4 separate regions of the Homo sapiens genome follow, and regions 2, 3 and 4 are each linked to region 1. The links are chromatin loops, found by intact Hi-C in ENCODE. Cell type or tissue: heart right ventricle. All regions are shown on one strand. Region 1 has its middle 8.7 kb from the start of FMO3. Region 2 overlaps FMO1-AS1 (FMO1 antisense RNA 1). Region 3 overlaps FMO2 (flavin containing dimethylaniline monoxygenase 2). Region 4 holds the start of LOC124900413 (a long non-coding RNA gene).

Region 1 (8,000 bases):
AGTGGTATATATTTAAAATTTAGGACCCCCTCAGCAAGTTATTTATTTATTTATTTATGAGATGGAGTTTCGCTCTTGTTGCCCAGGCTGGAATGCAGTGGTACTATCTCTGCTCACTGCAACCTCCACCTCCTGGGTTTAACAGGTGATACACCTGAGTTATTCTTCCATTTCACTACCTCTCCCGACTCCAGAATACCATCAAGAGGAGGTTACACATCATTTATTGGACCATAAGTAACACAGAAGCCACTTAGACACTACAATTAAAAAATGAGAAATAAGGACAGTAGTTTGAGTTTCATGCCAGAGAATCTGATCATTTCATTCTTAGAGTCCACATACTGCACCTGAGACTGATAGGCCACCGAGGAACACACAGGAAGGCAAGAGAAGCTGCAAAACAGGCACCCTATTGACTGATGTTAGCATGATATTCATGTCTGCATTAAAGTTTATGAAAATGTTACATATTACAATAAAAAATGTTATAGTGATGAATAGTATAGCTTTTATAAATAGATTAGTCAAGTTAATTTGAAGATTAGCATATATTTGTTTTTTTATTAACCAGAAATATTTCCTTTATTAAAATGTGGTAGAATTACTTCACTAAGATCCTACATGATTTAGTACATTCAGTAACACTTTATAACAAAAGGTTATCTTCAAAATGGTGGGCTCTTACCCAAGAATTACAAGCACTGCACAAATTACTTTAATTGCTTTTAGAAGCCATCTCTTGTAGGGAAGTTGTAGGAGACTACATCTATGAGGTCAGCCAACAGTAGCTGACTGAATGTCTCCTAATGAATCTCTACTTCCAAATTTTTCTCAAGAGCCCTCTTTTGGTAGTTTCTTAGTTTTCTCTTTAATTAAAATGATAATTATTCTCCTTTTTTTGAAACAAAATGAGCATTTCTTTTTTATACATGATATGTTCAGGTAAATAATCAGACCTTTTGAAGAATCACACACACATTTCCTTGATCGTAGTAGCTTTGCAGAATGCTGAAATCACTCACAGTCCTGCAGGCAACTTCCTATTCTCCCTCAAAGAACACATAAGTAATGATGAAACATGGAACTTGGGTCATAGGATCATATGGGACCAAATTGCTCAACAGGTTTGTCTTTATCAGGGTTTCCCCTAAGGTACCAGGGGACCAGTACATCCCGAGAACAAAAAGAAGTCCTGTTAATATGAATAGGAAGCTTGGAATTAGTAACTTGCCTTGAATTATATCCTCCCTCCTAAGAGTCATTAATGGAGGAGACAGAAGATGCTGAGTCTTGACTGCCCACATCAGGCATTTGCTTCACAACCATCCCCTGCACTGAGGTGTCACTGCTTATCTCCTCTCTCTTTCCTTGGCTAGTTCTGTTTCCTGTAAGCTACTTGGACTTCTGTTTATTATAATATATTCTTGTTGCATTGCCCAGACATAAATGAGTGCCTTCCCACCAGGTTTCAGGAGTCCAACATGTTCTTGAAGAGCTGTCATTCTATGTTCTGCTGTTGCAAAATGGGGAATAACAGCAATGGAGAGTCAGGCATACCAAACCCACTGTGGACTGGTACTGCCAATGCATCACAAACAAAAGCCTGGAATTGTCTCACTCTACAAATGTCCACAAGGTTTTGACTCTGATCACAACCAATCACATCTAACTCCTTATTGATGCCAAGGTGCTTTCCATTACCACATCCAGTATCAGCCACTATTAAGCCACTTGGCAAAGCCTTCAAAAACTCAATGATGTGTGGCCAAGCTGTATATCTCATGCTGCTGAAGTGCCCAGCAATCTATTAATAAACTTGATGGATGTACTCTTGCTCTAGTTGTCAGGCTTCTTTATCACTCTCTGGAAAGGAGGGAGGAGTCTCTTTCCTCTGGCTATCACAAGCCAAAGGGTAACCCATGGGCCCAAAGGTATCTAGATTCTCCTGTCATCACCAGCCAACTCAAACAAGGCAAAATAACTGGCACTGTGATACCATCTGGGTACTTAAAATCCATGACAGTCATGCCCAGGTTCATATTGATTTATGGTCAATTGTTCAGGTTTATGTTTAATGTAACCCTCCCTCAACCATTTCTCCAAAAAGCTATCACAAACATCAAGAAGACCCCTAGGCAAATGCTTATCTTTATCTACATTGTTTTTCTCACAGTGGAACTCATAACCAAAATGCTTTACTCTTCTGTGTTTTAAGCATTTTTGAAAATTTTGATGGTCTGTATCTTTTGTTTGATCAACACTTTCCAAAAGAATTTTCTCATCCTCAGTAGAAATTATTTCTTCTACTACTATGAGGACTAGTGGTAAGGCTTGAGGCCCCAACTCCTTCCATTGTGCTTTTTCCACAAAATTCAAATACAGAATCATCTTTTGTCCTAAATCATCCACTATTTCTTTCCCATTGAGAGTAACATAGGCTCTCTTAGATTCTTCTGTAGTTTTGTATCTTTCAAATGAGTAGGGCTTGTAAGGTGGCATTAAGAGAGCATCCACCAGTCCACATTTCTCTAAAACCAGTAGCAGTTGGTTTCTACTCACACCATTACCTAAACCAACACTGGCAACAACAAGCCTCTCCTCTTCAGCTCAGGCCGGATTCAGATTCTCACCCTGCAAGTGCTTTGTTCTTCGCTACCCTCTCCACTCTAGTGCCAGACAGCCGTCATGGATACTTGCACACCACCTCTCCTGGGCTCGGCCATGTTGGAGAAAAGCAGCATATATTTGTTTATAGGAGACCTAGTATATTTGTAAGCTAGTTTTGTTGGCTTGACCTCTGAGGTGCTGGAAGAGATTCAAATGTTCTTTGATCTTTTCGCCAGAGAACAGCAGCAAAAAACTTGTTCAAGCACATAACTTAGTATTTTCTCTTGTGATGAAAATTAAAGTTGTTATATAATCTCTATTATATAGTAAAATGATTTTTTTCTCAGGAATTACATCAACTCAAAGAAGTCTCTGTTTACTTTGACATCTGAACTTTCACTTTATCCGCTAGTTATAATTCCTTGGTTATCATTATCATTACATAAATTTTTCTTTCTGAAAATGGATGATAGTTCTTACAGAGTGTAGGAGTCATGTCTTGTAGTCTAACTTGGATTTTCCTCAGCACGATGCCCTATGCATACATAGTTGATCACAAAATTATTTACTGAATGGTCAGAAGTTTTAAAAATGAGCCCTATTTTAGAATAGGAAGCCTAGTACAGAGGAGAAGACTATGATTTTTAATAGTTTCTCTACAGTTAAGTCCACTTAAATTCATAAAACATTGACAAATACTGTTTTACTGCTTTTCATTGACCTTTACCCTATTGGTAACATTAACCAGTATATCTTTGCTAGGGATTATGACCAGATCTGGAAAAAAAAAGATAACAAAACTATTTTCTTTTCAAGCAGAGACCTCATATTCCTGGCAAATAAATCGACCTTGACAATAAAACACAGGCATTAAACTATTGGATGAATGAATAAGGAGTAGAAAAAATTTATGTGTAACCTTCACAATGAAACTTGCAATTACCAGAAAATAATCTTGTTGGTCCTTTTAGTGGGCACCAAACCAATGAATTATTCATAAAATTCATACATGAACAGAACATCCAGTTTAAAACCTACCTAATGCCAAAGTTGACAACTTCCTCAATACTAAGAGCCAGGAATAAGACTAAGGTATGCTTGTGGGTAACACGATGGGACTTAACACGTGGGCAACGGATAAGGCAGGAGAGAAAATGAAGACAGAGAAAAGTCAAAGGAAAATAATTTAGCATCAGGCAGACCTAATTTGAAACTCAACCTCCAGTGTGTATCAGCTGCATAAACTTGAGAAAGTTATTTCCTTTCTTAAATTTGCTTTTTAAAAAAATCTGTAAAATAGGCATACTGCAAAAGGTGGTCACAGGAATAAATTAGCTGATGAATATGAAACAGCAAGGTTCTACTTGGCAGAGAGTATTTTTGCACACAGGCTCATTTAGTGGCAAAGCACGATCTCCCTGGAAGAAAGCACAGCTGGTAAGAAAAATATTGGCACAAAAATATACACTTCTGTTTCGGAGAAGCTTTTGTAGGTTAAAGCAGTATGTCTCGCAGCTTTTAGCAGAGGTAAGCACAGCAGCTCTAGAAAATAAAAGATGAATTACTTAAAGTGGACTTTGTTCGTCACTTAAACTGAAGCTAAACCAAATCTGTATTGCCCTGAAACATGCTTGAGAGCAATGGTTCTTAAATAGCGAACGGCAAGCTGACGTGAATGGATTACAAATCAAAATGAAACAGATTACCAGGCCTCATCCTGAGCCTACTGGGTCAAAAATGAAGGGTGAAGCCTAGAAAGGAGTCACTTCCCCTGAAACACTCTCCCCATCTACCACCACTCAAAGAAAGCAAACAACTTCCCTCACCATGAGAATTGCTGAGTTTACAAATGAAGAGAGCCCAGTGTGCAAACTAGACCAAATTATACTAGATTTGGTACCCTTGATCACATGGGCTAGGAGTTCAGACTACACTGGTCAATTCCTCAACAAGGAGTAACTGGACATTTATATCAGCATCCTGCTTCATGTTTTTTACAGCAATGCTACTTATATTTATGATTAACTTAGCTATAGTGAAGGCCATCTGGTTTTTATTCCAGAGTGTGTGTTTGAGATACTCTTAAAAACCTGTGTGACTTGCATGGAGTTTAGAATTTAAAAGTTGCTTCTGCCACCTACTGGATGTTTGACCTTAGGTAAATTATTTAATCTTTCTGAGCTTCAATTTTCTGTTTCATAAAATGAAGATATTAATAGGATTGTGTTATAGTAGTAAATTCCTACATTAAATGAATCCTTTCTATTACACTCAGGATCCAGAAATCTCAAATAGATAAAACTCAGGGAAACAACATCATTTATATAATGCTGATTAACGAAGCTTGTTTCCATCTAGAAATGCAATAATCTATAAAGCCACTTTGTACAGAACTTGTCATAAAATAGGTTCTCAGAAATGCCAGTTTTTTTTCTCTCTCTCCCTAACTTATGGCCACTTTTTATATACTACCTTGCTTGTTGTTTTGCATTGCATTATTATGATCTCTTGTGTTATTACTTAATTTTCTATGCATGTCTTGTTTTTTCAATTGCCTTTTAAACTCTTTGAAGAAAGCGAATACATCTTACATTCATGGTACTATTCCTAATGCCAAGCATGGAGCATTCCTAGTGCCAATCACAAAAAAAGTGCTCAATAAAAATTTCAATTGATTTAGGGTAGAAATACTAAAAGATTGATGAAGAGAAGAGATGGGAGTTTGTGGTGAGCAGAGTTAATATATGAGATACAGAGTAGCACTAATGCCAGGGATGTTTAGTCTCTCCCCACAGTTGGGTTTTGGCTTCTGTGACATCCCATCTTCATTACTCAAACTTTGTTTATATAATGCTTTGAATATATATATATATATTTTGAATGTGTATTTGAAAAGAATTTATATAATGAAAATATTTTTAAGTGATACATATTTGAAGCTATAAGTGAGCTACAGAGATTAGACCTAGGGTGTGTAGACTGGCAGATACCTCTCAATATCCCCCAGCAATTGAGTGCCATAAAAGTATATAAGGGAGCTGAATCAAATACCTTATTTCAGAAATAGAGGGAGACCATGACTCTGATAAGAATTCGTTTATGAAACTGGATTGTAAAGAATAAGTAGACTTATGTCTAAGAATTTTAATTTTTGAAATGTCTTTTTGTTTTAGTCAGACTACCACTACAGATAGCTGAAAAGTTAAAAAAAAAAATCAGATAAGTATACATAATGCTTGGTTAGTATTTCCATTTTCTGGCCTTCTCTGGTTCTCACATCTCTGGTCCTAACTCATTTCTGGGATATCGAAATAAAACTTCTCTCCAACCATAATTGTTGACTTTCTAACTTATAAGAATAAATGGTAGACCTGATCCAGATATTCCATTGGGAGTTTAGAGTCTAGAACTGTGCTACTCTTTATTATTTAACAATGTGCCAGTTAAAGATATCACCCCAATGAAAAAGAATAGTTATAATAAATTTCAAATTAGAGACATATTAATATAGTTGACTGAATACTAGAAGTTAGAGTTGAAAGACTTAACTCTCCCCACTAACTATTTTGCTAATCATGAACAAGTCACTTGGAATCCCTAGACTTCAGGTTCCTCATCAATTTCAATGTGCCTCAGGCTATTGTTGTAAGAATAAAATAAGATATCACACGTAAGGTATTTAAAATGGAAAGGCACTAGGGACAGTGTGGTGGTATTAGCCTGAGGAATCTGCATGTGGGGTCCTGGGATTGCTCTGTGACAGGTGTGGAAGAGCCATTTGAGATATTTTTTCTGGGTTTTTAATACTCTTTGACAGGGCTGTAGCCTTGAAAATAAACACTGAATATGTACAAGTTGAAGAGAAATGAATAGAAAGAACTTTCAGGATGAAAAAGAATCAATAAAAAATGTGAACATCTAAGGGATTTTTTTTTATTATTATACTTTAAGTTTTAGGGTACATGTGCACAATGTGCAGGTTAGTTACATATGTATACATATGCCATGCTGGTGCGCTGCACCCACTAACTCGTCATCTAGCATTAGGTATATCTCCCAATGCTATCCCTCCCCCCTCCCCCCACCCCACAACAGTCCCCAGAGTGTGATGTTCCCCTTCCTGTGTCCATGTGTTCTCATTGTTCAATTCCCACCTATGAGTGAGAATATGCGGTGTTTGGTTTTTTGTTCTTGCGATAGTTTACTGAGAATGATGATTTTCAATTTCATCCATGTCCCTACAAAGGACATGAACTCATCATTTTTTATGGCTGCATAGTATTCCATGGTGTATATGTGCCACATTTTCTTAATCCAGTCTATCATTGTTGGACATTTGGGTTGGTTCCAAGTCTTTGCTATTGCGAATAGTGCTGCAATAAACATACGTGTGCATGTGTCTTTATAGCAGCATGATTTATAGTCCTTTGGGTATATACCCAGTAATGGGATGGCTGGGTCAAATGGTATTTCTAGTTCTAGATCCCTGAGGAATCGCCACACTGACTTCCACAATGGTTGAACTAGTTTACAGTCCCACCAACAGTGTAAAAGTGTTCCTATTTCTCCACATCCTCTCCAGCACCTGTTGTTTCCTGACTTTTTAATGACTGCCATTCTAACTGGTATGAGATGATATCTCATTGTGGTTTTGATTTGCATTTCTCTGATGGCCAGTGATGGTGAGCATTTTTTCATGTGTTTTTTGGCTGCATAAATGTCTTCTTTTGAGAACTGTCTGCTCATGTCCTTCACCCACTTTTTGATGGGGTTGTTTGTTTTTTTCTTGTAAATTTGTTTGAGTTCATTGTAGATTCTAGATATTAGCCCTTTGTCAGATGAGTAGGTTGCGAAAATTTTCTCCCATTTTATGGGTTGCCTGTTCACTCTGATGGTAGTTTCTTTTGCTGTGCAGAAGCTCTTTAGTTTAATTAGATCCCATTTGTCAATTTTGGCTTTGGTTGCCATTGCTTTTGGTGTTTTGGACATGAAATCCTTGCCTGTGCCTATGTCCTGAATGGTAATGCCTAGGTTTTCTTCTAGGGTTTGTATGGTTTTAGGTCTAATGTTTAAGTCTTTAATCCATCTTGAATTAATTTTTGTAAAAGGTGTAAGGAAGGGATCCAGTTTCAGCTTTCTACATATGGCTAGCCAGTTTTCCCAGCACCATTTATTAAATAGGGAATCCTTTCCCCATTGCTTGTTTTTCTCAGGTTTGTCAAAGATCAGATAGTTGTAGATATGTGGCGTTATTTCTGGGGGCTCTGTTCTGTTCCATTGATCTATATGTCTGTTTTGGTACCAGTACCATGCTGTTTTGGTTACTGTAGCCTTGTAGTATAGTTTGAAGTCAGGTAGCATGATGCCTCCAGCTTTGTTCTTTTGGCTTA
Region 2 (8,000 bases), 59 kb before region 1:
TTCCTTTGAAACTGGCTTCTGACTTTCTTATTTCTTTGAATGATGACATGAAACTCCCAGCCACTTATGCTTCAAATCCATGACTTGTTTTCCTTGTTATTTCTCCATCCTTGCCTCATGTTTAAACAGTATTTATCTCCCAATCTCACGCTTTCTTTCCATGATTGCTAACACTGCCTTCATTCAAGTCCTTATCACTCCCTTGCATGGACTACGGCAAGAACCTATACCTAGCCTGTCTTCAGCCTCCCATTTCCTACAAGCCATCCTTTGTCCTGCTTGTCAGATTAATCTTCCTGAAGGACTATATTCATTTCTCAATTTCTCTGCTCAATTCACTGCTCAATTTCTGTTACTTCACAGCCTCTAAAACTTATTCTACATTTTGAATGCGATTACTATTAAGTCCATACAATTTTGTTCCAATTTACTCTTTTAGTTTTATTTTCTGTTATTCCCACAGACTTTTCTGGAACATATTCTGCAAATTGCTTCCCTAATGTCCATTCTCCCTTCATTCTTACTAACAGAACCCTGATTTTGTTTGGAGCGACAACATACACAGAAAAGGGATGCATTTTCCAGGTTCCTGTGCAACTAGGGTGGCCTGTGAGATATAAGCAATGTTGGACAGTTTTTTCAGGAGAATTTGTAAAAGGGGAGCTGATTCAGCTGAGAGAACATCCCTTTGCCCTTCATTCTTTACTTTTTTTTTTTTTTTTGCCTAGAAGGCAGATGTGACGGCTCAAGCTTCAGCAACTGTTTTGCACCACAAGGCAAACGTCATGATGTAGGCCACGTGCTAAGATGGGTGAAGCTGAATCTTTGATAACTTTGGTGCCATCACATAAGCTCTGGATGTCCCTTCTTTGGACTTCTTTTACATGGTTGCAAAATAATCCTCTATTTTTCAAAGTCACAGTACACACTAGTTTACTGATATATGTGGCCATATCTCATCCTAGCATATATATCTCCCTCCTAACCAACTTGGTTTGCCCACTGTTCTCCAAATGAGCAGGGCATTTTCCCACCTCTCTAATTTTACTCATGCCACTCATTTATCTAAAACACCTACTAAATACAACTAAATTTTACCTCCTCTAGAAAATACCTTCCCCCAAAGTGTTGCCTCTTGCTTCATGATCTCCATAGCATTGTTTTATTTATAAACAAATCATAAAGAGCTTTAAAAAATTTTCTCTTTGATTGAAATTGTTACTGGAATCTTTTTACTTACTCTTTACATATTTATTTTGAAATAACTTCTTGAGAGCTAAGTCTTAGACCTCTTTTTCTTTTACATATAACACATAGCACAATGCAAGCACACAATAGGAACTTCATTAATGTTTGTTGATATTAACACCATAATGGAAGCAAATGAATGTAATGAATGAATGGAATAAAATGACTATTGGAAAATTTTATTTTAACTATACATTTGGGGCTACTCCAGGTAAAATAATGATGTAAATATCACCATGGTTCATAATTTTGCTGATTGTTTTTCCCACTATATGCAAGTGTTCTGCATTTAGCAGCAGTTAATTGAGGTTAAGAGTTCCAAACATACAGACAGAAATGCTCAATAAAGAGTCCCAAATAAATGTAAAACATTATTCTCGCAGAAACAATGCTGAAATCTCACCTTTTTAATAAAAAAACTAATGAACTGAGTGGGTAAAGATGGGGGCAATGACTATATTTCCCATTTAAGTTGTTAACCTTTTCATAATGTAATGGGAGAAACCCTACCAAATGCTCTGGTTTTTTGAACCACAACTCATTGGCATTGAACTGACAAAATTCCTAATATATACTAAAGCATTTTGGATTATTTCCAAAACATCAGAGCATGAGGGTGGAAAGTGGACAATGATGGGCTAGCTGCCTCCATTTTCTAAGGTAGTCTGAAAGCTCTCAGAGACTAGTGAACTAGTAAGTCTAGGAGAGAAAAAATCAATGCATGAATGCTTTATAATCAGAGCCAACATTTGATTACTGAGGTGCCCAAACATTTGGCTCTAATTTTTATAATAGTTTGCTGCCTCCTTTTTCTCTAACCCACACATATCTTAATTTCAACAGTACAAGTTATGAGACCCCTACCTCAAACTGTATGTATCTTAAAAGATCCTTCTTTTGAGCATATGTCTTTATATATTCCTGGAGCTTGCTGTGGTGTATATAGTTTGGGTAATCATCCGGATAAGGGAAGTCTGGAAAGCACATCATTTCTTTGGAAGAGTTTGTGAATACAGACTGGTAAATGCTGGCTCTGCCTTCTTCTGTGTGGTCCTAGGGAGAATAAGAAAGCTTAAAGAGAAAGCCAAGAATTGTGTTCCCTTCAGTGAACACAGTGGTTCAATTCTTGGTTGACTAAAACCCTTTTCATGTTTAAAAGCGTAAACAAAAATTAAAAGCTCTCAGTAAGATAAGGAATGGAAAGCCCTTCGCGTAGCACCTGGCACAGAACTGGAGCTCTTTCCATGTGAATCCTCTTACTGTAATTACCCTCAGTGTTAGCTCTGTCTTTATAGCCACTTAGTGGTTTTTGCTTTCTCCTGTGCCACCACTGGTTCTGATCTTATACTCAGGTTAAAAAAAAAACAAAAAACAAAACTGTCTAGAAGAGGCTCTGACTTCTAGCCTATTTATTTGCTTTTGGAGTTTAGCAAACTCTTCACTGGCAACAACCCAATATTGCAGTGGTTTCCCAGCTTTGGCGTAATGAGAATCGCCTGGAAGCTCCCTAGACCGTAGATTCTTGGGCCCTATTCTTAGAATTTCGGATTCAATCTGTCTGGGGTGGAGTCTGGGGTGGTTTGCATTTCTATCAAGTTCCTGGTGATGCTGATGTGGCTGGTTTAGGAACCACACTTTGAGAACCACTGCTCTGTTGTAAATGAATCCTATTCTTTGGCTCACCAGTTGCTGGACTTCACTCCTCACCAAAGAAACACAGGAAACCAGAGCCCTTAGAACATGTGTTAAATCTTGGCACTTCATTTTAAAGCCTCTGTGTAATTGAAAAGTGGCTTATTTTTTAGAAGCAGTCAAAAGCTAAATTGAAAATAAACATTTCCTCTCAGTTGTGAGGGTAGGGTAAAAGTGCACACAATGTGCTGCCTTGAAAATACATTTCAGAGCTGGCAGCTTCTGCTTCCCGAGGTCCGGAAGGACTCTTGTGCAATGGGGGGAAAGAGATGGAATGTCACGTTGCTGCTGGATTCAAGATGTGTCTCTCCCTCTCACACCAGATGACCTCTGGAAGAGGGAAACAAAAAGTGCTGGAAAGGGTTGAGAGGATTGTGTCCCCGTGGGGAAGTGGGGGGCTGCCCAAAGCCTCAGTATTTTTTCTCAAGTTGAAAACATAATCTTCCTCTATTCATGGTTGCTGTATTTCTCATAAGCGTGGAAGCACAGGAATTTAAACTTTTTAAAATTTTTGTGGAGGTCAGAAAAAGGGTGAAGGCTCATGTCCAGCAGTTTGGCAGGCTGAGTGCTTCCCTTTCACCCACAGCTAGCGCCTTCTACTGATGGTTGTGAGAAGAAGGAGAGGTGGGAAGGAGGTTTTTTCAGCTGCCTGTTGAAAGGAGGCAGGGCTGAACTGTGGGATGGAGCCTGGTTAAAGAATGTAAGACTCTGTTCTGGGAAACAGATGCTAAGGCCTTGGAATATTTCCATCTTGAATGAATCTCTGCTTTTTTGCCCCTTGACCTCAGCCAATTATAACACCAGGAGAGAAGAGTATGTACACTACAGCTCCTTGGAATTTTTCCGAAAAGACTGTTCTCCAAACAAACACAAAAAAGCAAATGTATTAGATAACAAGTCAGTTGCTCCAGGGAGCATGCATTTTTATTATTTCAATATGAGGTGTGGTTTGAGCCAGTAAGGAGGAAATTCAACTTTGACTCTGCCTCTAGCTGAGGGAGCTTTACCCTGGAACCAGAGATCTAAGCAGCTGTGGGCACCATCTGTCTTGGATGATAACCGTGTTCATCTCTCATCTTTCCCACGAGAACATAAGTAACTTGAGGGCAAAGTCAGAGGTTAATTTCAGAATGTTGTACATGCATCTAAGCAGTTTACCTTGATCTTCTTTCCTATTCCAGCTCTGCTTATGAGTCCCATATCTCCTTGTCTAAATATGCCCTTGAAATATGCTCAAAAGTTGCCTTCAACTTTGTCATGGCTTTCTTTACCTTCCCTCTCAGCTACTGCCAAATCATCTTTAGTTTTACTAAGGTCCCATTATCCTTATTGCCCTAATTATATAGTCACTTATAGTTATTCTGATACTTGTTTTCTCACGGCTTTTAAAGTGCTGGCTGGCCTCTTATCTGCAGCTTATGCTTAATATAGTACCCTACACATAAAGTACACAGTATGTATTCATTGAATGAACAAAGGAATAAATGAGTGGGAAAAAGTTCAAATAGTCCTGGCTTCAGCTTTTGCAATCAAAATGCTACTAACCTATTGGTAAGCATTTTTTTTTTTTTTAATGGAGTCTTTCTCTATTGCCCAGGCTGGAGTGCAGTGGCATAATCTGAGGTCACTGCAACCTCTGCCTCCTGGGTTCAAGAGATTCTCCTGCCTCAGCCTCCTGAGTAGCTGGGATTACAGGCACCCACCACCACACCTGGCTAATTTTTGTGTTTTTAGTAGAGATGGGGTTTTTCTGTGTTGGCCAGGCTGATCTTGAACTCCTGACCTCTCGTGATCCACCCGCTTTGGCCTCCCAAAGTGCTGGGATTATAGGCATGAGCCACCGCACCTGGCTGTTGAGCAACTTCTTATTACAGCAGTAATGAAATCTTTTGAGGACACGAGGCCCTATTTAGGAGTGGATGAAACTTAAAACACACATTCAGCCTGCTAGTATTTAAATCCCATTTGGTTTTCATTTCTCAGAAAAAGCAAATAGTGAAAAGTTCAGAATTACCACGTTTCTGTCTGCTAGAACACCTTCTAAAAAAGGCTTACAAGATAAAGTCTTATGTAACACATAAAAAAAATCCCTCTCTGATTATATATTGTGCCAAGCAACTTTTCTAAGAAAAGAAGGAAGGGCTGGGGTATGTGGAGGAGGCTAAAGTTTTGAGTATTTGTATGGGTCCATATCCTCACCAGGACTTTGAGTAGAATTTTGCTTATAGACATGACCTTATGGAAAAGAAGAATTTCCTCTTGTGGATAACTCAGAATCCAACTTTGAATCTTACTGATCTTTGTATCATATTATTGCTTCCTTAAGTAAACTTTCTGATCTGGCTATATTGGATAACTCATGGATCCCTCTCTGCACACACCATGTTCATTGCCTTTTCTGTGCCTTTCATGGATTGTTGGTCTCTCTTAACCTGGTGCTGGCACACTGCCAATGACTGCATAGGCCTATGGAGTGCCATTCGCAGACTTTATTGGGAAATGCACTCTCTAGGAGTTGTGTCACAGGTGGTCCTCTATTTTGCTTGTCTGGGGTTATCCTTCAAGGCTAAGTGTCATCCCTGTGGGAGGTTTTCTTTGACCTACTAAGATTTCCGTAGTCCACCCTCTTCTAAACGCTCGAGGCACTCGTCCATTGAATTGATGGTGACAAGGTCTATCTTGTTGTTGTAGTTATATAATCTCTTATTTTAAAAGTCTTAGGGCCAGATATATTTTGGAATGTGTACATTTTTGGATTTTGCTCCATAATACTCCTAGTGAGATCTGGGGCAGCAATCTGTCAAATGCAATAAAATTTCTGCCGTGCAACAGAAGGTGAGACTTAGCTTCATGTTGATCCAATTCACGGTATTTAACCTTACGATTTCAGAAGAGGTTCGGCTATCAAATGAGTTTTTGCCCATTTGCTATCAAAGGATTACGGAATTATATTATGGCTTGCTTAATCAAATGAAATGGAACCATTTACAAGGAGTGATTATATTCCATATTTGTCATCCCAGTACTTAGCACAAACTACCAGAATAGATGCTCAAGCATCATTTAATTGTTACTAGGGAGATGGTAGAAAGCCATTTTATGATTTACTCTAAGCTGTCCACATTTCCCTGAGCAAATGTAAATAGGGAAAATTAAATTCTTGAAAAATATTAACTCTTGATTACCCCCTACTGGGAAATAAAAATTAATGACCTTATATCTCATGGAGTGCTTTCAGGGTTACAAAACCACAAATTTTTTTAAAAAAAGCTTGGAGAAGAATAAAAATGTGTTCTAAGTTAGCACTGATATACTCTATTGGAGGAGGCTATTGGCGCAGGCAGAGCAGTAACTGAGACCAGGACAGGAAGTAGTTACAATATGAATGATGTGAATATGTTTTCAAGCCAAATATGTATCATCGACAACTGATTACAATGGCTGGGAAATCCAGGACAGAAGAACTAGAAGTTTCTCCAAACTTGGCTTTGAAATTAAAAAAAAAAATGTGTTTACAAGGACTATTTCCTAATTATATTATTTCTACAATGAGCCCAAATGGCAAAGACCATAATTTTTCCCTCTGGATTTGGAGCTGATAGGCTATTCAACAGCCGCACACACAATCATCATCTATAATAATTTCTATCTGCCCAATAGACATAAGTTAATTATAGAATCATATCCTCTGCATTTGACAAATGAGCATTTGAGGTCCAGGGAAACAAAAGCAACTGGACTGAAATCTTATCTGCCTAGAAAACCTACAAGTTGAAATTAGAACTCAGGACTTCTGACCTCAGGATCTCAGTCCAGGTTTGTTTGTCTCTTTTCTAGTCGTGTTCCTGGCATTTAAGAGCAATAAAGAATAGAATTGTTTCACTTACCTGGGAAGCCCATGGTATATTTTTGACTAATTACCAACATTAGTGCCCTTTACAGCTTGGAGATCTGGATTTCACCATGCAGGTGATGATGTTTAATGAGCTGAAAATGTCCTTTTCAGGACAAATTTTGCTGGTATGAAATAGTTTTTTTGGGCATTAGTATGATTGGAGAGGTAAGATTTTACTTTCCAGATTTGGAGCTTTTGTGATCTGCCTTCTAAATCTGAATTAGAACTGATCAGATTTGATTTGCATTGGAATCCATCTCCTTCCACTGGTGTTCTAATGATGTGCCACTCACTGAGAATTTCCACAGGCCTCCAACATCATCGCTCCTTTCAAAGCAAGTGGGCTCCAGCCCCTCCTCCAGACAGCACCATATGGCAGCCAAGCCACTGACTCCAGCTCCGATGATGCCAACCCTCTTGCTCATGATTGCCTGTAGCAGAGTCTGGAGAGAACATCTTCAGAAGAGTGTCTTTAATACTTACGATTTTTTTCAGTAGAAATTATCAGCCAAGGTTTATGTATCAGGATCCTCACTCAAACATAAGAAGACATAGATGCACATTGATAGTATATGCTCATTATTTTTACCACTTTTGCTATAATAAGATTCTAAAACTGGCTGCTTCTGATTATTCAATATGTCAAAAATAGCAGATTCAGTGAATGCTAGAGCAGGAAGGACCTTGAAGATCATCAATCCAATGCTCTCAATTGCAGATGACGCTTTGGTATGCTGAGACTAGAAACTACTTCTTCAAGGTCTCAGAGGTAACAAATAAAGGAATTGGAACTAGACATCCAGCCTGCTGCATGATATCCTCTGTACAGAATCACTCCTCATTTTGAATGCTCTAAGGGACTTCACCTCTTAAGCAATCACCTTTCTCTCCCCAGAGAATCAGCAGTTCTCGAAATGTGGAAGAGAATGGCATTTAACAATGTCTTTTGATGTGAAAACTGGGGAAGGGGGAGGAGTTATTCTTAAAGTAAAATTCCTTTTTTTTCTTGTATTTTTAATGGTATAGAGCCATAGTAAAATCTGAAAGAGAAGGACTGAGTGTGGTAAGGATAAGAGAAGAACAGGGGAGGCATGGGTGAAGTAAAAAGAAAGGGGTAGGAAAAAGGCAAGAATGAAGTCTTTGGTTCTTGTTACAAAAAATATAA
Region 3 (8,000 bases), 110 kb before region 1:
CACTTCTCTCCCCATCACTAACTTGCAAAGCATTTCTTTCTAGGAGCTCTCCCCTTGTGTGTGAGTATGGCCCTGTGAAAAAGGCTCGGTGTTTGGCAGGGTAGAAAAAGGCCAACGCAGGCACATGGCTAAAAGGGCCTCTCCAACAGAGAACCAGTTTGATGTGAATTCTCTAAAATTATGCCAAGGACTTAGTGACTTCCAAGGAAGTTGGCTCTGAGATCTATGTGTGATGAAGACTCAGAGGCCAATAGAAACAAAGATGATGTTTGGTGTCTTTCATCTTTCTAGCTCTGTCTCAATCTTATTGAGCCAAGTTCTGCCCAGTTGCAGCAATGAATCCTGCTTGTCAATCCAAACTACATATAAAGTACCTGGAAACCTACTCCAAAAAGCTGGGAATCCCAGCGGGTCTCACCTGGAAATGACTTCAGTGGGATATGAGGTAGAATGTGGTGGCCACTGCAAACCATAACTGCGTCAAAGACAGCACTCTGCTCCTTGCCGTTGCTCTGAGTGACAACCTTCCATTGGCCAGAGGATGAGAAATCTGGACATTTTCTCACACTAAGGACAGTTGTCTTGAAGAAACACAGAGAAGGCATCATTGAGAATTACTCCAGGATAACATTGGCCAAGTGTGTCTTTCTCATTGCTGCTTCATGCAAGAGGCCTGACTCAGCAGTGGGACTAATCTGTTAAGGGTGTTGAATACTGAATAAGGACTTGAGAGAGAAAAGAAAAGCAAGTTCTCATGAAAACTGTCAGAATCTAGATGGAGTCACTAATGTTAAGAAACCCGACAAATAGAATTGGGAAAGGCCAGAAAGAGCGGGTTCTCATGATGTGTGCCTGATAACAAAAACTACAAAAACCACCACCTTACACAAAGACCATCATAATCTTACACAAAAATGACTTCTACAAGAACATCTGCTCAGTAACTGTCCAATCTCAGACTGGCATCACCCTTGTTATTGCTCTTTATATAATTATTTCAAAACAATTATGTAATTGTATTTTTTCCCCATTTAAAAACCTTTGTCTTCCTTTAACTCCCTGAATACACAAATAGTTTACCATGGCATGTACATTCTCATTACAATGCTCTATCACCAAATATATATCTTTTCTTTTAAAGAACTTCTCTCTGTTTGTTATTTGATAATCTGAACAAGGAAACAAACCAATAATTCAAGTGATCATGCAATTGGCATATGTCAGGAACGTTTTATGTAGCCGCCTCTTTGTGGACTTTGTATTAGAGAAGATATTTCACGCAAAACACTTTGCAGAGTGCCTGACACATGGTCAGCATTCCACTGAATGATAGTTTTTAACATTTGCTATTTTTAAAACAGAGTACATCATGTGAGCAAGACAGTTCATGATCTTATTTGAATAAAATGATTTATTGGTTCATTGATTTTTTTAAATGTAGCTCACTGGAGGTCTGTTAATTTTTAAAATTGTACATAAATGTTTCATATCTGCTGGATTAAGAAACGATGTCAAGTGGAAGCAAAGTTTATAATGCTAGAGGAATGGCATGCTTCTCATTTGCAAGTATTTTAGTCTTTTATATATCTCAAATTTTCAGATATTTTTCCAACTGCTGGGTTGGTAATTTTTAAGCTGTCTCAATTTAAAAATGTATATGGAATATTAGTAGAAATCTTGTAAAAGGGCTTTAAATATCTGGGCAGTTTTCAGATGAAAGAAAAGATTTCAGATGGTAGTTCAAAGTAGTATATTAACTAAGTGCTGTAGATCCTTGCTATTCAAAATGTGATTTGAGGATCAGGATCTTCAGTATCACTTGGAGGCTTGTCAGAAATGCAGAATTTCAGAACTTACCCCATACCTATTAAATTAGAACCTACATTTTTAACAAGATATCCAGGTGATTCATGTCCACATTAAAGTTTGAGAAGCACTGATGTAGATTACATTGACAATCATAAGCAACAGGGCTTGTTACAGTTTGCCTGCTTCTCGAGTTGAGCTCTAACACCTATGACTTACACCAACTCAGAGACCAATAAACAGAAACCTTTCTTCCCAACCCCTCTTCACTCTCCAAGAAACAAAAGTAGCAGTAACACAATAACCAAGAGAAATGACTTCCTTGCGACTCTAACATGATCTTTAAAAGAATGGAATAGAAGTTATTTATCATAAAAAGGCGAGATATTTGTTAAGTAGATTGATAGTTAAGTGCACAAAGTTACAAAACCTTCTGGTATACATAATCTGTTATTCACAAGTTAGATCTACCAGGAATTGGTGAAAAACTACATTAGGTAGAACTGGACATTTTAATGGAATTTATAAATACAAATTTTCACCAAAATTTACTATTGTAAGTTGATATTATATAAGCCTAGTATTAGAATTACTAAGAAAATGACATGTATTAAAAATAAGCCTCACTAACAGTTATTTATCCAGAAATGTTAGTTATTTACTTTGAGACAGGGTCTCACACTGTTGCCCAGGCTGGAGTGCAGTGGCACAATCACCACTTATTGCAGCTTTGACCTCCCAGGCTCAAGCAATCCTCCCTTCTCAGTCTAGAATAGCTGGGACCACAGGTGGGTATCAACATGCCTGGATAATCTTTTAAAAATTTTTTGTAGAGACAGATTTTCACTGTATTGCCCAGGTTGGTCTCAGACTCTTGGGTTCAAGTGATCTTCCTGCCTCAGCCTCCCAAAGTGCTGGGATTACAAACATGAATCACCATACCTGGCCAAGAAATGTGATTTATATTTTATTTTCTAAGCATAGTAGCTATTTCTCAAAGTATAGACCATTGATAAAAATTCAGCATGCTTAATTAAAATATTGCTTTTTGTTGATTTTGAGGAAGCACAGGAAAAGGTAATTCCAAGTGTTTTTCAAAATGATCTGGCCATCTTTAGGTTGTAAGAGATTGCATTCAGAAAAAAATGATAAGCAAATACTTCCCACAGCCTTCTAGTATGAACAGAGACCAATGAATTTATTTAATACACATCTAAGAAATCCCATTTCTATGAAGAAGCTAAGAAAACAAAACAGCAATTTAATTTTGGTATACGCCCTTTCAAGGCAAATGAAGCTAGGTGTATTCAATGATAACAGATATTAGTTTAAATGAATTTTTGAGGCTGGGTGTGGTGGTTCACACCTGTAATCCCAGCACTTTGGGGGGCCGAGGCGGGTGGATCACTTGAGGTCAGGAGTTCGAGACCAGCCTGGCCCAAATGGTGAAACCTCGTCCCTACCAAAAATACAAAAATGAACCAGGCATGGTGATGTGTGCCTGTAATCCCAGCTACTCTGGAGGCCGAGGCAGGAGAATCACTTGAGCCTGGAAGGCAGAGGTTGCAGTGAGCTGAGATCATGCCACTGCACTCCAGCCTGAGCAACAGAGTGAGACTCTGTCTCAGGGAGAAAAAAAAAAAAAAAGTTTTGACATCAATATATTATTATTCAAACCTTTAACTTTAACAGATGATTTTCCTCTTCAATTAATGTATATAATCTATAATACCAAGGGTAATGACACTACTTTTTGGGTTTTATATGAGGCTGTTATATTTCAACAAATACTTAGAATGGGATACTTCATTCATAATTGCTTTCATTATCAGAGTAACTTTTCTATCTAAATATGAGCTGAACTAATGCAGAGAAACCCATTTCCCCAAAAATACAATACCTGGAACTGAATATATTTTAGCAGATCAAATTTTTTAGCAAAAATCCTGAAATATTCCAGAAGTTTAGAATTATGCAGGAAGTTTGGAAAATCTTCAGGCATTGGAAAGTCACTGAAACAGGACATTTCTTTGCTGGTGTTGGTAACGACAGATTGATAGATACTTGCTCGGCCATCTTCCACATTCTCCTGAAGGATCAAATAAAATAATTAGTGATAATTACGCATTCAAAAATTTTTTGTTTTTTACTCTTCCTACATCTAACCCCTGGGTAATGCGATTGTCTTTGGTTGCTGCAGTGTGACGACAATGTTTAGGTAATGAATGCAGTCTATGTGTTCCATCAATCATTCTGTGACGACACCAGTTTGTTGCCTGCCTGTGACGCTCACTGTGAGGGGTAGGGGTAATATTGGCAATGGTGAGGTTGGGGACAGGGACAATTATTTTGGCACATTGCAAGATATTAGCATCCTAGGTCTCTACCTATTTAATGCCAGTCTTTGTGACAACCAGCTTACTTCCTAAATTCCCCTTGGGGAGGCTGTATATACCCACTACCTCTTTAGAAACCAATAAACCCTGGGACACTGGGCAGAGAACATAATAGAGAATTTCAGTATTATAAAATGAGTACCTTTGGAGGAAGGGAGTTTGCAAATTTTGATTTGAATCCTTTTACACAAATCAATCATTGTCAAGCTATAAAGGTGAGTAGACTGATAGAATCAAATCTTTTTTTTTTTTTTTTTTTTTTGAGACAGAGTCTCGCTCTGTCACCCAGGCTGAAGTGCAGTGGCGTGATCTTGGCTCACTGCAAGCTCCGCCTCCCAGGTCCACGGCATTCTCCTGCCTCAGCCTCCTGAGTAGCTGGGACTACAGGTGCCTGCCACCACGCCCGGCTAATTTTTTTTGTGTGTATTTTTTAGTAGAGATGGTTTCACTGTGTTAACCAGAATGGTCTCAATCTCCTGACCTCGTGATCCACCCGCCTCAGCCTCCCAAAGTGCTGGGATTACAGGCACCACCATGCTTGGTTCATCCACTGCACCTGGCCAGAATCAAGATTTAAATGGTAACTTTGCTATAATTTCAAGTAACTTGGTAAAAGTTAATCAGGTTAAGGTATGCTAGCTTTCTAGGTAGTTAGAATGTAGTATGGTATTATTGTTAACTATACATATTAAGATCCAAAGAGAGTTTGCACTAGAATACAAGGGGGTTTCTGTCTCATATACAAGGATATAATAATCTGAACTCTGGATAAACAAATCACGGTACAGTGTTTTTATTTTCAAACAGTGGCTTCAAATTGCATAATACTGATGTCAAACTGATGTGTAAACTATTTCTGGATGTTTCAGCATGATTGAATGTAATGTCATTGGCAAGACAATGAGTTTCTTAATCAAGTTCTCAAAATGGAAAATATTTTATGAAGAAAAAAATACTATTTTTTCTCAAGACCAGATTATTATTATTATTTTTGAGACAGGGTCTCACTCTGTGGCCCAAGCTGGAATGCAGTGACATGATTATGGCTCACGGCAGCATCAACCTCCTGGGCTCAGGTGATCCCACCTCAACCTTCCAAGTAGCTGGGACTACAGGCGCGTGCCACTACACCGGCTAATTTTTTGTATTTTTTTTTTTTTTTTTTTTGTAGAGATGAGGTCTTACCATGTTGCCCAGGCAGGTCTAAAACTCCTGAGCTCAAGCAATCCACCCACCTCAACACCCTAAAGTGCTGGGATTACAGGTATGAGCCACTGCGCCCAGCCCCAAGACCAAATAATTTTATGAGTAGTATAGAGTAAATAGGAGGGTTCTGGAGTCACACCGACTGGATTGATATCCTAATTCTGCCACCTTTAATGGCTTGTGACCATGAGCAAGTTACATAGGTCAGTTTCCTCATTTTCCTCTGTAAAATGGGGCTCATTAATAACTTAAACATGCAACAATTGTTTCAAGGCTTTAATGAGAGTGAATAAAGTACTTAGCAGAATCCCTGGCTCAAAATACATACTTAAGAATATTTATCTCTTTTCTGTTATTATTGGCCACTAGCGTTAAATTTACTAAGCCAGCCATAGTTTTGAATCAGTTAAACTAAGACTGTTATACTACAGCCAAAATGCTAGTTTTTAAAAGACCCAACAATTTGGCTTAAAAATGTGGTTGGCTTCTCTATCAGGTCAATTTTAAGGGAATTTTGAGTGATGAGAAGAACTGATTTGATGTCTGAGGCCCTACAGTAATCTTAGGGCCAGGGCAAAACTGGCCTTTGGGAGATTTTACTTGTGTAGTCTGTCAGCAAACAATAATGACCTCACTATTTTTCTGAAGATCAAGTGATAATCCCTTTTTTTTTTTTGAGACAGAATTTTGCTCTTGTTGCCCAGGCTGGAGTGCAATGTCATGATCTCGGCTCACTGCAACCTCCCCGTCTTGGGTTCAAGTGATTCTCCTGCCTCAGCCTCCTGAGTAGCTGGGATTACAGGTATGCGCCACCATGCCCAGCTAATTTTGTATTTTTAGTAGAGGTGGGGTTTCTCCATTTTGGTCAGGCTGGTCTCGAACTCCCGACCTCAGGTGATCCACCTGCCTCAGCCTCCCAAAGTGCTGGGATTACAGGCGTGAGCCACCGCGCCCAGCCAAGTGATAAACTTTTATTGTTGGGTTAATTGGTAAATAGCAGCTAAAAAAGACCCCCTTGTCTTCATATGTGCTTCCTTCTACATTTAGTTTGCTGAAGTAGGCATCTGTGTATTTAGACAAATCTGGGTAAAATTGGCCTAGTTTTCCTAGTTATGAAGAGATGATTAATGTTGATTTAATAGACAAGTATGTATCAAATGCTTGAACTGACCAGGGCCTGAGCTTGGATTTAGGGATAAGATGCTAACAGTACAAACATAGTTTATATCTTTATGGTGCTTATTGTTATATTGTATTAAAATGCACTTGAACTTTGGAGATGTGAAAGTGGAGACAGAGGGTTTATTGTCAATCAAGAGGAGGACAGAGGCACAGTTTTCAAAACAGATAAATTTAACTCACATATTTACTTAAGTACTACTACTGCCTGGATAATTAAGCATAAATATAGTCTGAATTTCCTTATGTGTAGAATTTGCTATAATTTGTTTAACATAAATTATCATATAATAAAGAATTCTTCTAATATAGAATTTTCAGAATGTCAGAAAACTCTAGCAAACCAAGTTAATTCAGATAGCACTTATTTAGAATTTATGATCTTTTGATCACGAGCTGAATTGAAGTTTATGTTTGACTTCATGACAATAAAAAGGTTGTAAACAGTAAGTTTAAAGAAGATTATAAGGGTAATATTTAATCTACTCAAGTGAGGAAATTTATAAAGCAGAAACAGATTTATTTATTATAAATGTGAATTACAAAAACTTACAAATTAAACTTTTTCTTCGTGAAACATCATTATATTGACCCTTACCAATCAATATTTTTGCTTTCATGGGTAGTTACCATAAGCAGTTAGAAAGAATAAAATTGCCTTTCTTTAAGAATATTCTGTGATTCTATCATTTCACTCTTTCGGATGGACCTTACATCTATCTGCTCCATTACTTGAATTGAATATGATTAAAACTCTTCTTACTTCCTTGTCCTACAATTAGAGGCAAAATTGCAATTCCCAAATGCCAGTCAGTGGACCAGTTGCATTAGAAGATGGGTCCAGATGTGTGGTGGCACAAGGCTGTAATCCCAGCTAAATCGCTTGAACCCGGGGGATGGAGGTTGCAGTGAGCTGAGATTGCGCTACTGCCCTCCAGCCTGGGCAACAGAGCGAGACTCCATCTCAAAAAAAAAAAAAAAAAGAAAAGAAAAAAGACGGGCTCAGATTTCTGTATTTTAGAAGCTCTCCCTAGCTGCTTCTGCACAATGAACTTTGTGAACCACATCTCTATTAGAGTATTGCTATCTTCTGTCATCTTTCATTAGGCTGGTGTCTCCCTTGATCACTGGCCTTGATCACTGATAGAACCCCCTAATTAAGTTCCCTGGCTCAGGTATTTACCACTTTTTTTCTGCTGCTTTCAAGCTAAAAGGTATACACTCATTGGCAATATGTTTGGAATGTTGGATCTTGGGGGAGCCAAATTTAAGAGAGAAAGTGATATTTCAGATTGAACTTAGAGGAAGAAAACCAAGATTGAGATATGTCTAGAGAGTATTACATGAAAATTAAAATAACTAAACATATACATCTGGAAAAGGAGGAGATCCAAATCCAAATATTAAAAGAAA
Region 4 (8,000 bases), 140 kb before region 1:
TCTTTCAATGTAGAAGATGAATCGTGGAATAAATTTCATGTGTGACCAGGCTAGCTAGGATTAGAAAGAACTATTTACAAGTTTTTCTAAAAATTCAGTATTAGTATGAGAACTACACTGATACAAAACTAGAATTTGGTGTTTCTGTTAAAACAACATTTTCTTGGTCTACTTCTAACAGGAAATTGTGAAAGGTTTTTCTTTCCATTTTAGATAATTGGTGTAGGAGATAAATATTCTGTATTTTACTAAGATAATGTCCAGTGCTTCATGCTGTCTTTATTAGGTTTTTTATTTCATAAGAGAACTGAGTCTTCTCTATTAAGAGAGCTAAAGTTTTTCTACAACTATGTAGCTTTCTATATTTGCCTTTGAAGTGTTTTAATTATCACTTTGGTTAAATAAATTACTACTATTCACAGTGACCTGTGATCCTATTAAATATTTTGCTCAAGTGTTTCAAACCTTTGATATTTTGGACAGACTTCCCAAATATAAAATGTAAAATTAAACCTTTTTCTTGACCTTGAATTAACTTTGAGATTTTCCACATGGGCCCTTGGAACACATCAAAAGGATATCCATCCTTACAAAAGATAGATAATAAGTATTTGGGCTTATTTGATACATTAAATTATATGAATAGTACTGTCAAAAATAAGTAATGCTTAACTTTCTTTGGGTTATTTTTGTGTGTATGTGTTATTACTATATGGTTTGGAAATTGTATGAAATTCATAGACATCAAGTTGTCCTCATATAATGCTGGTATTCATAATTCTAGTTATTATCTTAAAATGTTGTATGAAACAGAAGTAACTTCATTTCCTTATCAATTCCATCATTATTGTAGTGAATTTTCATTAGGTCTTTTTATTTTTCTTTTCTTGTCTGTCTTTTCTTGCTTTTTCTTATCTTCTTTTCTTTTCTGTTCTTTTCTTTTTTCAGAGGCAGAGTCTCACTCTGTCACACAGACTGGAGTGCAGTAGTATGGTCACGTCTCACTGAAGCCTTGGGCTCTTGGGCTCAAGCAATCCTCCCACCTCAGTCTCCCAAGTAGCTGGACTACTATGCACAACAACACCTGGCTAATTATTTTATTCTTCGTAGAGACAGGGTTTCACTATGTTGCTCAGGCTGGTCTTGAACTCCTAGGCTCAAGCAATCATCCTGCCTCAGCCTTCCAAGGTGCTGGGATTAGAGTCATGTACCACCATGCCTGGTCTCATCAGGTTTTTAACCATGGCAATTTTAAGTCTTGTCATTCACAGATGGTTAATTGTTTACTATGGTACTTTCCTGGGCAACTATAAGCCTAAAGTGTTTCATCTTCAAGAAGACTCATGAAAAGGACACTGACAAATATAGTTTTCTGATAACTTTAAGATCATACCATTGGACTGGCTAAGAATTCTACAATGAAAAAATTGACTGGTTCATAAAACTGTGAACCCAATATATGTCAGGACAAGAATTAATTAGATATCAGTGAAATGATTTGGCAGACTTTTATGCTAAGTCAGCCAGTACTGAAATTGTTAAGATATGCAATTTGAATAAACTTTAAAAGTTTGATCACTGTCAAATTACCTATGATAACCTATTTAATGAGCAGTACTATTCACCTGAATTGGAGAAACAAAATTGGTATTTAAAAAGACGTAAATGCAATATTAAGCATTAACTCATGAAGAGTCTGGACAGCTGCTTGGTCCTTCCTGAGTCCTTAAAGCTTCCATTATTAAGAGCTCTGAATTCCATATTCATCATGACAGAGATAAAATGATTCAAATTATGAAAAAATATTGATGGCATGACTTTTAAAATTGCTAAAATTTATAACCAATTTTGGTTATAAATTGTCAAACTCATAGTTCTGATAAGAAAATAAAAACTTCAGGTGATACACACCTGCTGGATCATTTGAACACTTAAAAATGGAGTTCCTTCAAGTGACACATTAAATGTATGTTTTCTGGTTGTATAGAAGCTTTCCCATGCAGGAAGGCTGATGCCATAATAATAGCTAAAGTTTATTAGAAAATGTGTTTCCCTTGGCTGGGCACAGTGGCTCACACCTGTAATCCCAGCACTTTGGGAGGCCGAGGCGGGTGGATCATGTCAGGAGATCGAGATCATCCTGGCCAACATGGTGAAACCCCGTCTCTCCTAAAAATACAAAAATTAGCTGGGCGTGGTGGTGCGTGCCTGTAATCCCAGCTACTGGGTGGGCTGAGGCAGGAGAATTGCTTGAACCAGGGAGACAGAGGTTGCAGTGAACCGAGATTGCGCCATTGCACTCCAGCCTGGTGACAGAGTGAGACTCCGTCTCAAAAGAAAAAAATAAAAAGGAAAAAAGAAAATGTGTTTCCCTTATCATTCATTCCTGGAGAAATCTTCAGTGATAGAAGTACTCATTTTGTGTCTGGAATTGGTTCCTTCCGGTGGGTTCTTGGTCTCACTGGCTTCAAGAATGAAGCCATGGACACTCGCGGTGAGTGTTACAGCTCTTAAAGATGGTGTGTCCGGAGTTATTTGTCCCTCCCAGTGGGTTTGTAGTCTCGCTGACTTCAGGAATGAAGCTGCAGACCCTCCCGGTGAGTGTTACAGCTCATAAAGGTAGTGCGGATCCAAAGAGTGAGCAGCAGTAAGATTTATTGTGAAGAGTGAAAGAAGAAAGCTTCCACAGCGTGGAAGGGGACCCAAGCGGGTTGCCACTGCTGGTTTGGGTGGCAAGCTTTTATTCCCTTGTTTGGCTCCACTCACATCCTGCTGATTGGTCCATTTTACAGAGTGCTGATTAGTCCTTTTTTACAGAGTGCTGATTGGTGCGTTTACAAACCATTAGCTAGACACAGAGCACTGATTGGTGTGTTTACAATCCTTTAGCTAGACAGAAAAGTTCTCCAAGTCCCCACCCAACCCAGAAGCCTAGCCTGCTTCACCTTTGAATTTCACTGGACAAGTTGTAAAACAGTTAAATAAGATATTATAAATACAATGGCATTAGGCGAAGCTAACTACATTGATTGGATTGCCTTAGTCAAAGGCAATTATCAACTGATGGCAATCACACTCATCCTCACTAGAAATCTAGGTTGACTGCTTATGAAATTAAATATTTGAAATTATGAAATAGTTACTTCAAGGCTTATTCCGTTAATAATAAAACCTATGGATCTTTTGCTTTTGTAAACTCTGACATGACTCAATAGTGCCATGCTTTGACGCATTATGCCAAAGCACATTTTCACTAGGTAAGAAAAGCCCTTTGTGACTCACAAATTGATGACAAGCAGACCTTTCATGATTTAGAGCAATGAGGTTGGGTCTTTTGGAAATGACACCAGAGGAAGACTGCCCTTGATAGGGACTATACCAAGTTCTTCTTTGCAGCAAAACCTCAGGGTTTTGAGTCTCGTATTCACATCTTTTTACTAAGAAGGGCTCCTCCAGACTCCTGGTGTATATTTGTTGGAGGCCTTAAGGTAAAGATGACCAGGGAAGTTTTTCCCCAGAGGCAGATGGTATCCTAGACATAGACACTTTCCTAAGACCATAGAATAAGATTTCTCTGTCATCACGAAAGCCTTATTTCTCCCCTTTCCCCCTAGTTTTCTGCTGTCTGAATCACTTCCTTTTCCTTAAAGGAAAATCCACGGGAGCATAATCTGTGTGTGGCTTTATCAAAAGCTTATGCCCTAAAAAGAAATGAGAGCAATTGTTGGGTTTGTAGGCTAATGCCACCATATCAGAAAACAATTTCTCTCATGCCAATGTCTGTGTTCCCATTGAGAGTCATCATGAAGCCCTAGAGGAAGAGTGGAAAGCTTTCCTTAAAATTCTAGACATTACTGCTACTTACTTTTCTACACTCACTAGAAATAGTACCACGAACTTTCCAATTAATAACCTAATTGTTACCAAATATAGAAAACATATCTGAGTGATGTCTGTAAAAGGTATATCACATATTCAAGACCTGGGGACTACCAATGCAGGTATGAGTAATTGCTTGTATGATGTCACTGAATTAAATCTGGAAGCTCCTTTTCCACTAAATGTGGTTATGCACCCTTACAGCATACCCTTTGAGTAAGTTTCTCACTGTACCTTACTCAGGAGCTATGTGAACTTGTGGACAAATTTAATTGACTTCTGCTCAAACACCACTAGGTGGCCATCTTTCCTAGCCCCTGAGGGCCTACATTGGGACTGAAGAGAATTTACTTACCTCTTCCTCACTGGTTCAGATTTTGCTATATGGCCTGTCTCCCTCCTACCTTCTGAATAGCTTTTCCTGAAAGTTCCCATTGTATCTTTCATAACCAGAGGCCAAAGCAATCAATAACCAAAATTAGCACAAACCTTGAAATAGATGGAGATAAGTTAGTTTCCTTGGAGGAAATGTTCCTGTGGGGTTATTGGGGGCACACTCTTGGCAGTATTGGGGTGCTGGTTGTATAGAATTTGAAGATAGTCTGTAAATTAGGAAAAATCTTAGATTTTGTAGCCAATGTGACCGCCCAAAAGTTCAGATGCATAGAAGCTGCTCTTTGAAAGGTGTATGAAAACATTCATGTTCAACAAAAATACTTAATGGAGCATCACGCAGATCTTCTCTTTGCCTACATTGAGGACTTGTGTATAGTGCTAAACGAAACTGAATATTGTACTTACCTTTCTCCTGATTTTACTACTACAAAAAGCTTAATTTAAAATGTGGCTGATACTGATGTTTCTCTAGACACTGCCACCAAATACATCAAGGAAATTTCTCACGGGAAAGGAACACATGATGTGTTTACAGGAGCAGCTAATGGTTGATTTGCAGGTATCCAGAATGGTGGAATGGTGGATGGCAGACTTGGCTATTGGAAGGTTTTTTATTGTTTATTTTTAGCCTAATCATTTGGGGCTAATATTCCAAGGTTTTAAAATCTTTATGTGTCTTTTAGTAGGTCTTCAGACTAGTATGACTTGTGTTACCAGGCTAACTACAGAATCAGGCACCTCTTTAAAGGAGGGCATTTTACTACTAACTATGGCCCTTAATCACCGTCATGCCCTGAACAAAGACTATAACCAATAGGACTTGAATACTGTTGAATTGTCTTTATTATTGCTTGAACTTTAAATTGCTTAATTTAGATTATTTTGGTTTGTAGAGACTCCTGTTAAGTAGTGTACTTTAATTTTTTAATTTTTTGTATTTTTCCTCCTGATAACCATTATAATATTCTTCCTAATGTATTGTATCCCTTAAGAGTCTTTCTCTCTCTTTTCTTTTCTTTTCTTTTCTTTTGACAGGGTCTGGCTCTATCACCTAAGCTGGAGTGCAGTGGTATGAGTGGTATGATCTCCATTCACTGCAACCTCCACCTCCTGGACCCAAGCTATCCTTTCACCTCAGCCTCCAGAGTAGCTGGGACTATAGGTGTGCACCACCATGCCCAGCTAATTTTTGTATATTTTTGTAGAGAAGGGGTTTTGCCATGTTACCCAGGATGGTCTTGAACTCCTGGGCTCAAGCAATCCACCTACCTTGGCCTTCCAAAGTGTTGGAATTACAGGCATAAGCCTCCATGCCTGGTCCCTTAAGAGTCTCAAATGCTCATATGGAGCCATCCGTTGTACATCAACTAATCTCATTATAGTTAGAAAAACAAAAATATCAGGAAAACATAAAGAATAATCCAACAAATTCGACATTGTGAATTGTGAATTTTATACTGAGACCAAACAAGTCCATTATGATGGTGAAAAAAATTGGACCTAGGTTATGGTCAATTTCTCAAAATTCAAAGGCTGATAAAAGAGGGGAATTGTTAAATTAAACTTTGGCCTAATGCTGTCTCTAAATGAAGCAAACTATAACCTAATATATATAAATAAAGCATAATATATGTTATATGTATGTTTTATATATATACATTATATATGTATATAAACCTATATATATATATATATATATATATATATATATATATATATATATAAACCTACCTTGAGACTACATTCTTGTAACAAGCAACTGAGTCTCAGTTAACTGTAGCAGCTGAGCTTTTGGCCAATCACAGGCTGCAAACTGCTCAGACATGTCCAAATAAAGCAAGTGCTAAACTGTAACAAATCAGGCTATTTTGTTATGTCACTTCCTTTTTCTATCTATAAATATGGACTGCCCACATTGCCAGGTAGAGTCTTCTGAACCTTTACTGGTTCAGGGTAATGCCCAATTCATGAATCATTTGTTTGCTCAAATAAATTATGTTAAACTTAACTTGTCTAAAGTTTTTATTTTAATAGCACCATGCTCTTTGAAATGCCTGTTCCTTGGTGCTGTAAAGAAATAGCACTTGAACATAAATTCAATTTCCTCAGCAAGGCCATTTCTATACTTTCTGCAGAAAGGGTACACTCACCAGCAGTTTTGCCATGAGAGTACACAGAACAAAGGAGACAGGGTCATTTATAACTTGATGCGTCCACCTTACCACCTTACTGCTGTGTCCGGTTTCCATTGGCTAGAACAGGACCTCACATTCTGTATTTGTCCCGATTGGCTAGCAACTTAGAACACTTTAAAAGAGGCAAAAGCAGAGGAGAACAAAGGAAGGAGGAAGTAACTTGTAGAATGCTGAGAAAAGTAAAAACACCTTCAAATAAGGAAGAGAAACAGGCTATGACCTAATGCTTGCTTGGACTAGTATGAGCACGCCAAGGCAAATATTTAGGCTAAATTGTAAGAGCTAAGAACATAAAGTACATTGATTTCTTTATTATGGCTAGCAGATAGTTAAGAATGTTACTATAGGTCTTTCAATAAATTTTGCTTTTAAGGGAAGTTACTATTTATTCCTAATTAAATGGGGAGACAAGTCTTTCCAGAGGAACTTCTACTTTACTTTTTACAATTCCTCCTCTTATTTCATAATTCTTCTTCAAACTTGTTTAATATGTTTTGACTTAATTGCTTTGTTTGTCCTTTTAAGAGAAGTAATTTTTCTGAATAAGGTGGAGGAGAGTTAGGAGTTAACTCTGTAAGCATGGCAGAGACAGGTTTTTGTGTAAAACTTCGACGGTAGGGAATAATATAACAGCCTACAAGAATAAGTACACCAATAACAACAGCAAATGAGGTGAGAATTGAAGTTAAAATTTCTTTTTATCTACTGAACAAATGTTTTATTACTTTAGAAAAAGGGTTATTTATTTTATTATTTTTGGCAAGTTTATTGGATAGGGTTTTTAATTCTTGTAGCACTTTTGTTATAATTCTGTCAGGGGCAGTATTTTTAGGAACAAAGGTATAACATTAAATTTTAAGTATGACACAAACATCTTCTTTTTCTGCTAATATTATATTTAAAGTTATTTTATTTTTCTAGGCCATCTGGCTGATAGGTCCTAATTGCTTAGGTATCTCTTTGATGGTGTCCTCAGTGTAATTTATGAATCGTTGCTGATTGTAATAGATATAGTTTATTTAGCCTACTTTTTTTTATAGTTACTTACTAGAACAATGTGGATTTAAATTCTGCAGCTAATTGATTTTGTGCTTTAAACTTATTTGGCACTTCTCACAGGACTTTAATGGCATTTATGTAAACCTGAGGATTAAAGGACTCATAAGGAGTTTCCTTTGGCCTGAGGTGTTTTGTTTTTACCTTTTTAGATTGATGAATTGCTACGGTGAAAGGGATAGCGAATTGGATTAGAGCACAAGTACTGTTCTAATTATTTGGCAGAGTGTCTAATAAAGGTCTTCTACAGTACTACTATACATTTGCTTGGGGATGGCTAAGCATAGACTGATAATCAAGCTCTTGGAAAGACTTGAGCTCCTTGCATTTTTTTTATGCTTCCAAGGAACACCAAATTTTCCTCTTGCTATGAGAGGCATGAAGTAAACTTGGCCATCTGAGATGGAAGCTGGATTGCCCTTGGGGGCTGACCCGTAGGGTGTTGAATTTCAGGAAATAGCAGATAGAGAGCTC

Evidence for each region. Hi-C counts contacts between places; a loop is a spot of excess contacts. Peaks named below come from ENCODE experiments on the same cell type or tissue, not always from the same donor. Only the 100,000 strongest peaks of a DNase experiment are listed, where the experiment ranks them.
Region 2: it touches region 1 in a loop (2.1-fold over the local background); 5 of 110 quality-filtered maps call a loop at or near these places.
Region 3: a loop joins it to region 1, with 7 times the contacts of the local background. A loop is called at or near these places in 46 of 110 quality-filtered maps.
Region 4: it touches region 1 in a loop (13-fold over the local background); 71 of 110 quality-filtered maps call a loop at or near these places.

What each region holds. Positions count from the first base shown.
Region 1 is chr1:171,078,165-171,086,164 of GRCh38, reverse strand. It overlaps the pseudogene LOC646804. Among named protein-coding and RNA genes, the nearest start is that of FMO3, 8.7 kb to the left of the region's middle. In heart right ventricle, a CTCF peak has its summit at 4,751 (motif pointing left); no DNase peak of the experiment used is centred here; H3K27ac peaks cover 1,905 bases.
Region 2 is chr1:171,137,472-171,145,471 of GRCh38, reverse strand. The region is part of intron 3 of FMO1-AS1 (FMO1 antisense RNA 1); the gene reads left to right. It also overlaps the pseudogene FMO6P. Among named protein-coding and RNA genes, the nearest start is that of MIR1295A, 40 kb to the right of the region's middle. In heart right ventricle, a CTCF peak has its summit at 3,550 (motif pointing left); DNase peaks (open chromatin) are centred at 2,851, 3,231, 3,501, 4,761 and 3 weaker places; H3K4me3 peaks cover 1,983 bases; H3K27ac peaks cover 7,824 bases.
Region 3 is chr1:171,189,230-171,197,229 of GRCh38, reverse strand. It overlaps FMO2 (flavin containing dimethylaniline monoxygenase 2), which reads right to left. Exons shown (of 9, transcript NM_001460.5): 3 at 3,707-3,895; 4 at 419-581. All of the region lies in intron 2 of FMO1-AS1 (FMO1 antisense RNA 1), which reads left to right. It overlaps LOC124900413 (a long non-coding RNA gene), which reads left to right. Exons shown (of 2, transcript XR_007066731.1): 2 at 292-1,140. Among named protein-coding and RNA genes, the nearest start is that of FMO2, 7.9 kb to the right of the region's middle. In heart right ventricle, no CTCF peak of the experiment used is centred here; no DNase peak of the experiment used is centred here; H3K4me3 peaks cover 3,659 bases; H3K27ac peaks cover 5,760 bases.
Region 4 is chr1:171,223,139-171,231,138 of GRCh38, reverse strand. All of the region lies in intron 2 of FMO1-AS1 (FMO1 antisense RNA 1), which reads left to right. It overlaps LOC124900413 (a long non-coding RNA gene), which reads left to right and starts at 6,778. Exons shown (of 2, transcript XR_007066731.1): 1 at 6,778-7,142. In heart right ventricle, a CTCF peak has its summit at 4,171 (motif pointing right); DNase peaks (open chromatin) are centred at 4,187 and 7,971; H3K27ac peaks cover 1,691 bases.